Regions from separate parts of the Homo sapiens genome. Here region 1 is linked to region 2. The links are chromatin loops, found by intact Hi-C in ENCODE. Cell type or tissue: HepG2. All regions are shown on one strand.

Region 1 (5,000 bases), 360 kb after region 2:
GAACAAGGACAGGGTTATTCGCTGTGCTTAGTCAGGATACAAGGAGGGAACTCGGCACACGATAAGTATCAGGTTGGTTTCTCATCCCGCGCCGATGCCCGCCCACCTCTCTTTCGCCTGGGCGGCGCGGACCCGAACCTGCGGAGCCCCTGTAGTTTGCCCTCTTCATTTATTTTCAGTGGATTTCCACGCTATTGAGAACCTAAGCCAGTTCGGTTTGATTCGGTAATTTAGTAAACGCTTTACTAATACAATGGCGGATGCTTTTCCTGGAGCAAAATTACTCGAGGGCCTAGGGACCGGGATGTTTTTGGAATGCGTGGGAAGCAGAGTGTATCTTTTGCAGGAGGTACCTTCGCCCAAGGCTCGGGAGAAGGGCTCTGCCCTTGTTGCCCGCCTTCACCCGCGCCTTCTAAACGCGCGTCTTCAGGCCGCTCCTACCTTAGCCTAACCAGGAGCACCCGGCCCCCGCGAAGCCTTGGAGAAATCGAAACCGCCCTTTTCTTCGGGAGAATCTGGGATCACTGTCCTGTGGAGGAACCGCAAGCAGACCCAAGGGTTGCCTCCACTCTATGCTTTTAGTTAGTGAAATTAGTGTTTTGTACTCAAGGGGCGTTGGGACAACTTACTGGTCGCTGAGGCTTGTGTTCTTTGATCAGATCGCGCCACCTTTGTTTAGCAGGCTGGTGTTACTTTTGGGGAGTTTCTAGGTCTCAGTGTCCCCGTCTATAAGAGGACAGCTGAGATGGGCAACCTGGAGATTGGGTCCGGCTTGAAGTTATACTCCATAGATGCAGAAGCGCTACCCACCACCCTCTTGGGGCTTTAAATATGGAACTCGGCAACCCATCTAAACATCTGTGACTGAGAAACAATGAATCCGAGAGCACTGTCTGCATGTGTGCTATTTGGAGGCGGTTGAGAAACCATCGAATCCATGCCCCTGGGGCACAAAATACTACTACGCCATTATCTTTTTAGTACTTCTAGGGGATTTTTGAAACCTGGGTTCTGTCGCTTCGTTTGGGTCCCTTGTCCAGCCCTTTTCAGGGCAGGTCTGGTGCCTGGGATCTTATCACATGTCGTGGGGGGTGGGACTGTGGGTTTTGCAGCCAGCAGGCATTACACTTCTGGAAAATATCTGGATTCTTCTGTAATATACAGGCGTGGCTGCCATGGAGAAAAAGTTAAAAGGGGACCAGGACTAGTAGGTGAATGTATCCTTCTTCTCCACCCTGGAGAAAAAGCCCAATGGAGAGAGGGCCCTAGATTCAAGTCATATAGCCTGGAAGCACCATCTCCAGGTTTAAGTTTTGTCTTGCAGTGAAAACAGATGGGTCCATCTTACCCAGCCCTTGAGGCTCATTGGGCAGCTTGGATGTGAGAAGCGCTCCGGCTGCTATCCTGGAGTGGGCAAGGGTGGCCCTCGAGATTCTGGGTTTATTCTTTGGATTTCCAGGGTTCCTGCTGCTTCCCCAGGAATGCAGGGCCTGGCCCAAGACTTGGGCTGTGAGAGGCAAGGGCATCAACTCTCAAAAATGTGGAAATGGCCATCAGAGCGCCAAGGCCAAACCCCAGGGGAGAGGAATCAAGGCCGTCTCTGGATCCCTAGGGCAGTCTAGCCATGGTGCACAGGCAGGGGCAATTGTTGGTACCCACTCACAACCGCCCAAAACTTCACAAGCATGTTCATATTTTAAATTCTTAAATATTATATCTTGCATCCTAATCTTGTAAACATTAATTTAGCAAACATCAATCGCCTACTTGGTCAGGCACTGGGTTCTGAATATTAATTAAGACAATGGCCTCGAGAACCTTTGCAAGAAGCTCACCAGCTAATCCTGGAGAGGCCCCTTGTTTTGGATGAGGAAATCCAGGTTCTATGAGATTAGGTGGCAGAGGTGGGATTTGAACCCAGACCATGCTAGGGTGTTTCTACTCCTTTTCCAGGGATCTTGGCCCCACCGTTGAGATGGATTTCTTCTGGCCTGCGGGAGGGGCACCAAACTCTTAGTCCATGTGTGGGGGTTGACGGGTTTGTGAGGGCAGATGTGGGGTGAGGACTTGAGTAGCCCCAGACTAGATGCAAGGCTTAAGGAGGAGGGGAAAAAAGCTTGCTTGGGCCGGACGCGGTGGCTCGAGGCGGTTGGATCACCTGAGGTCAGGAGTTTGAGACCAGCCTGGCCAACACGGTGAAACCCTGTCTCTACTGAAAATACAAAAAAAAAAATTGGCCGGGCTTGGTGACGGGCGCCTATAATCCCAGCTACTCGGGAGGCTGAGGCACAAGAATCGTTTGAACCCGGGAGGCTGAGGTTGAAGTGAGCTGAGATCGCGCCACTGCACTGCAGCCTGGGCGACAGAGCGAAACTCCGTCTCGGAAAAAAAAAAAAAAAAAAGAGGTTGCCTGCTAGTCCACTGATCCCGCAGCCCCGCAGGCTCGCAGAACCCTAAGGCATGATTAGGCCTGGGATCATCAGGCCACCCTAGGGTCAGGTGCGGAGGCCTGCGACGCCCGAGGGCCAAAGGCTCCCTCTTCCGGTCACACAGGAGAGGGTATTTTGTTGGGGGACAGGTTTTCCCCAATCACAGTGCAGCTGCAGTCATCGTTTTCAGCCTTCTGAGCACCTTCCTGGCTGAGCCTGCTGTCCATTTCACCCCTCAGCTCTCACGGCCCGGCCAGGCCAGGCGGTTCCCGGCTTCTCTGCAGCCGCCGGCGGGGGAGGAGGGCACAGAGCGCGTCTCGCCTCTTAGCGCACGGTCAAGGTTGCGCTCCCCTCCCGGGCCGGGACTAACCGTGGGAAAGGCGCTACCTTGGCCACTCGATTCTCTCCCTCCAAGGCCTGTACAAGGAGCCTTTGAACACGCTGCTCCTTCCAGCCGGCAGCTTTACCTCCCCTGGCCCCTGCCCCCGCACTCTCCGCGCCAGGCCAAGCGCTGGGCCCAGGGACAGCGCGCTCTAATCAAACCCGTGTCCGATAAGCTTCTAATTAAAAGAGACCTCCCTCCGCTCCGCAGGCGCTTTCACCACTGCCCCTCCCGGGGGGACCTGAAGGAGAGGGTTTGAGGCCGGTCTTTGCCCGCCGAGGTCTGCGTGTCCGGTCTGGGAGGAGGCCTAGGAGGGCTCGCGGGCCACGGGCATCCTTGGGCCCGAGTTCTGGGGTGCGGACGGACGTCTCGAGAGTGGGTGCCGCGACTCGGGACCCACGGCCCTCGCCGGGCACGGACAGTTGCGGAGCAGGGCTCTGAGGATTGTGCAGTGCCCTGGGTCCCTGCCTACTCCTGGGCTCAGGAATGGAGAAGGGTTCGTCTAGAGAAAACTTCTTCGTAGCTTCTATTTCGTCTCTCTCTCTCTCTCTCTCTCTCTCTCTCTCTCTCCCTCCCTCTCTCTCTCTCTCTCTGTGTCTGTCTCTCTTTCTCTCTCTCTCTTTTTAGTGTCCTTTCAGAAATTCGGCCTTCACTCCGGGCAATAGTGGGTGCCCTGAGCCAAATTTCGTTTGTAAGCTCATCTATAGGCCTCAAAGAAGGCCAGGCCTCAGGTTTCAAAAGGAAGTCTGTGGAAGCCCAAACGTGCTCGCCCATGCAGGAGAGCTAACGGGGCCGGGGGTTATCTTTGCCCACTTAGCAGGAGAGAAATGGAGGCCCTCGAGGTCATATGATAAAAGCTAGTGGCTTCTCAAATCCCCAGTGTGTGGTGCTGAGCAGTGTGTGAGACTTAAGCCTGGACCTGTACTATCCGGGAGTTAGGATTTGCCCCCTCCTTCCCTCCCTTGCACTCTGCCACACCACCCTCCAGGCTCATGCCTCTGTTGCCCCAGAGAAGCTTTTTTTTTTTCTTTTTCTTTTTTTTTTTTTCTGGGCGGGGGGTGGTGGTGTGTGTGCATGAGCGTCCGTGTGTGTTTCGAAAATGGAGGTAACGATGCCCTGGGTCCTGCTCATCGGCTGAGTCCTGCTTAAGTCTTTGGAGGCACTTTGGTCAAATAGTGCAAGAGTGGGAGAATGGGTGCTGTTTGACCCAATTTACTCCTGAGAATTTTGTGAAGTTTGGAGACCCAGGGCAGTCCTGGGCCAGGAGGATCTGAGGCTGCTGGGGTGGCCCTGCCAGGATCCCATAGGAGCAGCTCTCCTTAGCCATTGTGTCTGGACTTCAGGCCACAGACTCCGGAACTTGTAGAGGAATGAGACCCCATCCTTGGGTTCCGGGGCCAATGACGTATCTTTAGCCGAAGGATCCTTTTCCCCAGAGGCAGCAACAGCTTTCCAGAAGCTTGTGGGGTATAAGTTTAAAGCAATTTAATAACAAAAATTATAAAAGACTATGTTTTCCAACTGAGGCTCCACGCTCTTTTTCTCACTTTGGGGGGGGGGGGGAATGCTAGGATTTCCCTAGGGGGAAACTGAGGCAAAGGACCGAAGCACTACCATGGAGGGAAAGGGAGATACAGTGTCAGGCACACTCTAAAGGAAATTGGTTGTCCAGCCTGGGGAGTGAGGAAGTTGGCTCCTACAGCAGTGGTCAGGGTCGGACCCCTGGGCGCAAGGTGGGTCCCATAGGGGGGAGGAGGAGGAGAGCGCAGGGTCGCCATCTGAAGGCCCAACTGGAAGGGGCCCTTGTTTTCCCCCTCACCAGCTTTCCCTTGGGTGTCATGGTGTCAGGTCGGGTAGCCCCAGACAGATAACATTACTCGGTAATTACTCTTCCCATTTTTAAGACCAGGCCATTTAACTGGCTCCGAGTAATTAATGAAAGTTGGTGCGCGGGCCCCTGATTTACAGCTCGGAGTCAACGCGGGGTTAGCCCAGCAGATTCATTTCGCTTGCCCGCGCTGCTCCTGCGGAAGAGCTGCAGTTTATTTTTGGGGGGTGAACAACCTTCTCTGTCGATCAGGCAACGAGTTTTATACTTAATTTGCCAGGGGTTCGCTGCAGAAGCGGCAGAGACCGTAGAAGACTGCGGCATAAATAAATTGGGAAAAAGCGAGGTGGGGGTTTTAGTC
Region 2 (5,000 bases):
AGGCCAAGGCGGGCAGATCACCTGAGGTCAGGAGTTCAAGACCAGCCTGGCCAACATGGTGAAACCCCGTCTCTACTAAAAATACAAAAATTAGCCAGGTGTGGTGGCAGGCGCCTGTAATCCCAGCTACTCGGGAGGCTGAGGCAGGAGAATCGCTTGAACCCGGGAGGCGGAGGTTGCAGTGAGCTGAGATCGTGCCATTGCACTCCAGCCTGGGGGACAAGAATGAGACTTTTTCTCAAAAAAAAAAAAAAAATTTGAGGGCAGGAACCACTTCTTTTACATTTTGGTAGCATGCAAAAACAATGTAGGCCTGAAACATATTACATTCTTATTGAATGACTATTCAACATAACATACTGAAACATAGCATTAGTTAGGTGCTTAAAATAGGTGTGATTATCAGTATAATTAGAACTGCAGTTTTTTTTCTATTTCACTTTAAAAATTAAGCAACTTTTCTTTTCTTTTTTTTTTTGACAGGGTTTTGCTCCATTGCCTAGGCTGGAGTGCAGTGGTGCAGTCTTGGGTCACTGCAGCCTTGACCTCCCAGGCTCAATCTATCCTCTTGCCTCAGCCTCCCAAGTAGCTGGGATTACAGCCGCACGCCACCATGCCCGGCTGATTTTTGTATTTTTGGGTAGAGACGGGGGTCTCACCATGTTGCCTAGGCTGGTATCGAACTCCTGACCTGAAGCAATCCTCCCACCTCAGCCTCCCAAATTGTTGGGGTTACAGGCATGAGCCAGTGAACCCTCACACCCGGCTAACATTTATTTTTTGAATTAGTAACACATTCACATGAAGCAAACATCAAAAAGTATAAAAAGCTATTCAGTGAAGTCTCCCTCTCTCTCCCGTTCCCATCCACACACTTCCCATTGCTCCCCACAGGTAATACTTACTCATTTTTCTTTCATCTTTCCAAAGACTTTTTTTTTAAAAAACGAATATATCGGGAGGCTGAGGCAGGAGAATGGCATAAACCTGGGAGGTGGAGCTTGCAGTGAGCCGAGATCGCGCCACTCCACTCCAGCCTGGGCGACAGAGCGAGACTCCGTCTCAAAAAAAAAACCAAAAACAAACCGAAAACAAACAAAAACAAAAAAGAATATATAAGCCAATACATGTTGTACTTAAGGAAAAACATCAAATATCCAGGTATCTTTTCCGAAGCTTGTATTTAAAAAGAAAATAAAATCAATCATATTTTGCCCCAGATGCTCAAGATTACCCACGTATCTTAGGCTAATGACCTTCAAGCCGGAAGTGCCCTAGGGCGGGAAAAGGTGAACCGGAAGGGCCAACAGGAGCTAGAGGCGCGCTTCGCTGAGGTAAGTCGGAGCAGTCACAAGCGTGTAGTTGGGCTGTTTAGGAAGCAGCCCTAATCTTTTCATGCAGGGTCCACTTACGGGTTTGCCCTGCACCTCCAGCTGCGTAACCTACCCTTCCTTGCTCTGGTTGCCAAGGGGCTGCTTTGGCCTGGAGCCTCCTGACTGCTGGGCTGTGTCTAGAATCTTCCACGCTCCCGACCCAGGAGAAGCAGCCACACTGAGGCATCCATCTGGATCTCTGCTTGGGCAGGATTGAGACTGCGGGTGAGTCATGAGGGTCTCGTCTGTTCATCGTGGAGAAGCGCCTTCTGTACATGTGCCTTGCGTGGTGGTGGTTTTTGTTTTAAACCTCATATTTGCCTTATGAATGCAATGCAATCATGTCGATTGTTCTTCTGAAAATTTTCAAACAACTCTGACCGCTCAGAGTTAGCAACATTTGGAACTGTTATTGGTGAATCTCGACTTTTTCTTTGGTGAACGTTACTTTTTGCAGAATGTTTTAAGTATAGTGCGAAAGTTCTAGCGCAGTTGCAGAAGTGTGTAAATTCCCAGGGACATTTCTCTATTTTTTCTTCATTCTGCTGGTGATTTTGTTTCTCCCAAACTGCCTTGCACGAGCAAATTTAAATGGAATCTCACTGGGAATGAAATGACTGCCCTGCTAATCCTGATAATGCTGAATTCTAGATATAAATTATTTGGTCGGGGCGGTGGCTCACATCTGTAGTCCCAGCACTTTGGGAGGCCGAGGCGGGCGGATCACCTGAGGTCAGGAGTTTGAGACCAGCCTGGTCAACATGGTGAAACCCCGTCTCTACTAAAAATACAAAAATTAGCCGGGCGTGGTGGCGGGCACCTGTAGTCCCAGCTACTCAGGAGGCTGAGGCAGGAGAATTGCTTGAACCCGGGAGGCGGAGGTTGCAGTGAGCCTAGATCACTCCACTGCACTCCAGCCTGGGCAACAGAGCGAGACTCTGTCTAAAAAAATAAAATAAAATAAAATAAATTATTCATGTCATTGCTGCAATCTTCCACTTCACTTTGCTGCTGAAAATAAGTGACAACCCTTAAGTCATTTATGGGAACCTTTATGATCAGTGCACTTCTTTTAGAAAGAAAATGTGAAGATTCCACGGAGTCTTCTGCTTATATTGAGATCCTCGAATTGATGATTATTGGTTATTTTGCTTTAGTTGTGATAAATTCCTATGGCTCTCTTTGTTTTATACCTTGAAGAAAAAATCTATACTGAAATATCCCAACCTGAGAATCAGCAAATACGCTGTGGATGGAGTTTCCTCTGTAGTCCTTCACTGGTGTCTTCTCTCAGCCATTTCTTCGGCCAATTTGAGTCTTTACAACTCTCCCTGGTTTCAGGGTTGCCTTGGGGGTAGTTGTTAAGTTTTGGAAAATTAGATTCCCCACTTTGATGATTTATAAAGTGTGTTAATGCAGCTTGAGAAAACGTTTTAATTTCCATACGGCTTCATATCGTAGTGTCAGGAAGGAAGCGAATGACAGATTTTTAAATTCCGAGTGTCCACCAGGCGGCAGCATAGGGTTTTTAGTTTCTTTCGCTCTGGCCGTGTATCCCGTAATAACTGTACAGGTGCGGTGATAGTGTTATTCTAATAGTAATAGATATCATATGTGGAATGCTTATTACACGCCAGGGGCTGGAAGTTATCTCATTTAATCCTAAAAAAACAAACCCCAAACCCTGTACCGTAGGTATTCCCAGTATTCTCCTTACACTTCATGGGAAAACCATGGGAAAGAGATTAAATAACAATGCAAGGCTGATTACACAGCCGACAAGTGGTGGAGCTAGAATTGAAACCCAGATGCTTAACCACTACTTCATGCTAACCAAATTAAAGTTATTGCAAGTTTGATCAAATTGTGAAGGATGCTATAGTTAAGATGAGAAATCTGACTGAGTTTTCTGAAGGAGGTGAAAATTGGGCACTGTTATTTATATAGTGTACCTCAAGACAGTTGGAGGTACACCGTTTCCAAAAGACAGTATTTCCTAAATTGTGTTCCAGGGAGCACTAGTCCTGTGAGATGCTTCAATAAAAAAAGGTTTCTGTGGCCAAAAATACTCTTGGAATTCATTTAAGGACTCTAAAATGTCCTGCAGTGAAGGAACTTGTTTAACCTAACTTTTTTTGAACTCACAGCATTCTTAAACTTCTCTGATTACAGCCGACATTAGTCAATGCTTAGCTTTACCATATGAGTAAATACTTACACATGAGTCAATACTTACCTTTACCATAAGCAGTGTACACTTATGTTTTTTATTTTATTTTTTACTAGTCTAGCCTTTCATTAAAAAAAAAATTCTGGTCAAGACCCATTACATTGATTTTTTGACTCATGAATGAGTCACAGTCTACAGTTTTACTGCACTAGACCGTGGGGTCCTATTTTTTTGTGCTGTGCTTATTAATGGAACACACTTTGGGAAATTGTGTTAGAGCTATAGTTGAAAGAAGTCATCGATTCAATGGTAAATGTCTTTGTTGATGGATTATGTTCTTTTATCAGTCCTGGTAACAGTTGAATGAGAACAGTGGTGGGGATTGTGTGTGTGTGTGTGTGTGTGTGTGTGTATGTGTGTGTGTGTGGTTTTTTTTTTTGAGACAGGGTCTGGCTCTGTTGCCCAGGCTGTAGTACAGTGGCGTGATCTTGGCTCACTGCAGCCTCCACCTCCTGGGCTCAAGTGATCCCTCACCTCAGCCTCCTGAATAGTTGGGACTACAGGAGCACACTACCGCAACTGGATACTTTTTGATTTTGTTTTTTGGTAGAGATGGGGTTTCACCATGTTGCTGAGTCTGGTCTTGAGGTCTTGAGCTCCTGAGCTCGAGCAATTGCACTGCCTCGGCCTCCCAAAGTCCTGGGATTGCAGGCATTAGCCACCACGCCTGGCTGAGAACAGTGTTTTTTTAATTGGGAAATTATTCTTTACAATCAGTTTAGGCCACTAGTGAAGGAAGAACATATAACAATTTTGTAGATTAGAATTTTCCAAAGTATGTTCTTTGGAATACATGTTCCCCAGAATATTAGCTTGTCTTATGAATTATGAAAAAAAGTGTTTCAAGATCAAGGTAAACTTGGGAAATACGGATTAAAGTTAAACAGGCTCCAACAAAGCTAATGGGACTGCTTATCTCTGAAATGGGGAGTTAGTGTATGGGATTTCCCAGATTTATTTGACTGTGGAACCTGTTTTTAGAAATGTATCTTGTGGGCCTTGTGCCCCTTAGAACATACTTTGGGAAATAATCATGTAGATAATTAAGGCAGAAATGTTTTTGTTGTAATGTACATTTAGGTGAAAATTTTTATTGTAAATTATTGATGTCATTTTCCTAATTCGTTTATTTGCTAATATTGACATGACAGAGAAACACATCAGGAAGTCATTCAGCTTTCTTAATTTCCTGATGACCCATGGAAATTTTCTGTTAGTAACAAGAAAAACCTGTATGAGATTTTCTGGCACTGATTAATTTCATATAAAACTAAAACTTATTTTCAGTTAAGTTCAATGAGCAGTACATTTCTAGCTGTGTTGGATTCAACTTTATTAAGCTATTTTGGCAATTCTTGTTTCATATTTGAAAAAAATTGGAGTTTAGTTTAGTTAAA

What was found. Peaks named below come from ENCODE experiments on the same cell type or tissue, not always from the same donor. Only the 100,000 strongest peaks of a DNase experiment are listed, where the experiment ranks them.
Region 1: a loop joins it to region 2, with 7 times the contacts of the local background. A loop is called at or near these places in 3 of 110 quality-filtered maps.

The regions. Positions count from the first base shown.
Region 1 is chr11:32,428,837-32,433,836 of GRCh38, reverse strand. All of the region lies in intron 1 of WT1 (WT1 transcription factor), which reads left to right. Among named protein-coding and RNA genes, the nearest start is that of WT1-AS, 4.2 kb to the left of the region's middle. RefSeq lists promoters at 1-568, 2,598-2,989, a silencer at 520-657 and enhancers at 2,949-3,668, 4,692-5,000. In HepG2, a CTCF peak has its summit at 2,541 (motif pointing left); no DNase peak of the experiment used is centred here; H3K27me3 peaks cover 4,004 bases.
Region 2 is chr11:32,790,947-32,795,946 of GRCh38, reverse strand. It overlaps CCDC73 (coiled-coil domain containing 73), which reads left to right and starts at 1,285. Exons shown (of 18, transcript NM_001008391.4): 1 at 1,285-1,334. RefSeq lists silencers at 2,790-2,909, 2,920-2,969. In HepG2, a CTCF peak has its summit at 2,878 (motif pointing right); no DNase peak of the experiment used is centred here; H3K4me3 peaks cover 299 bases; H3K27me3 peaks cover 533 bases.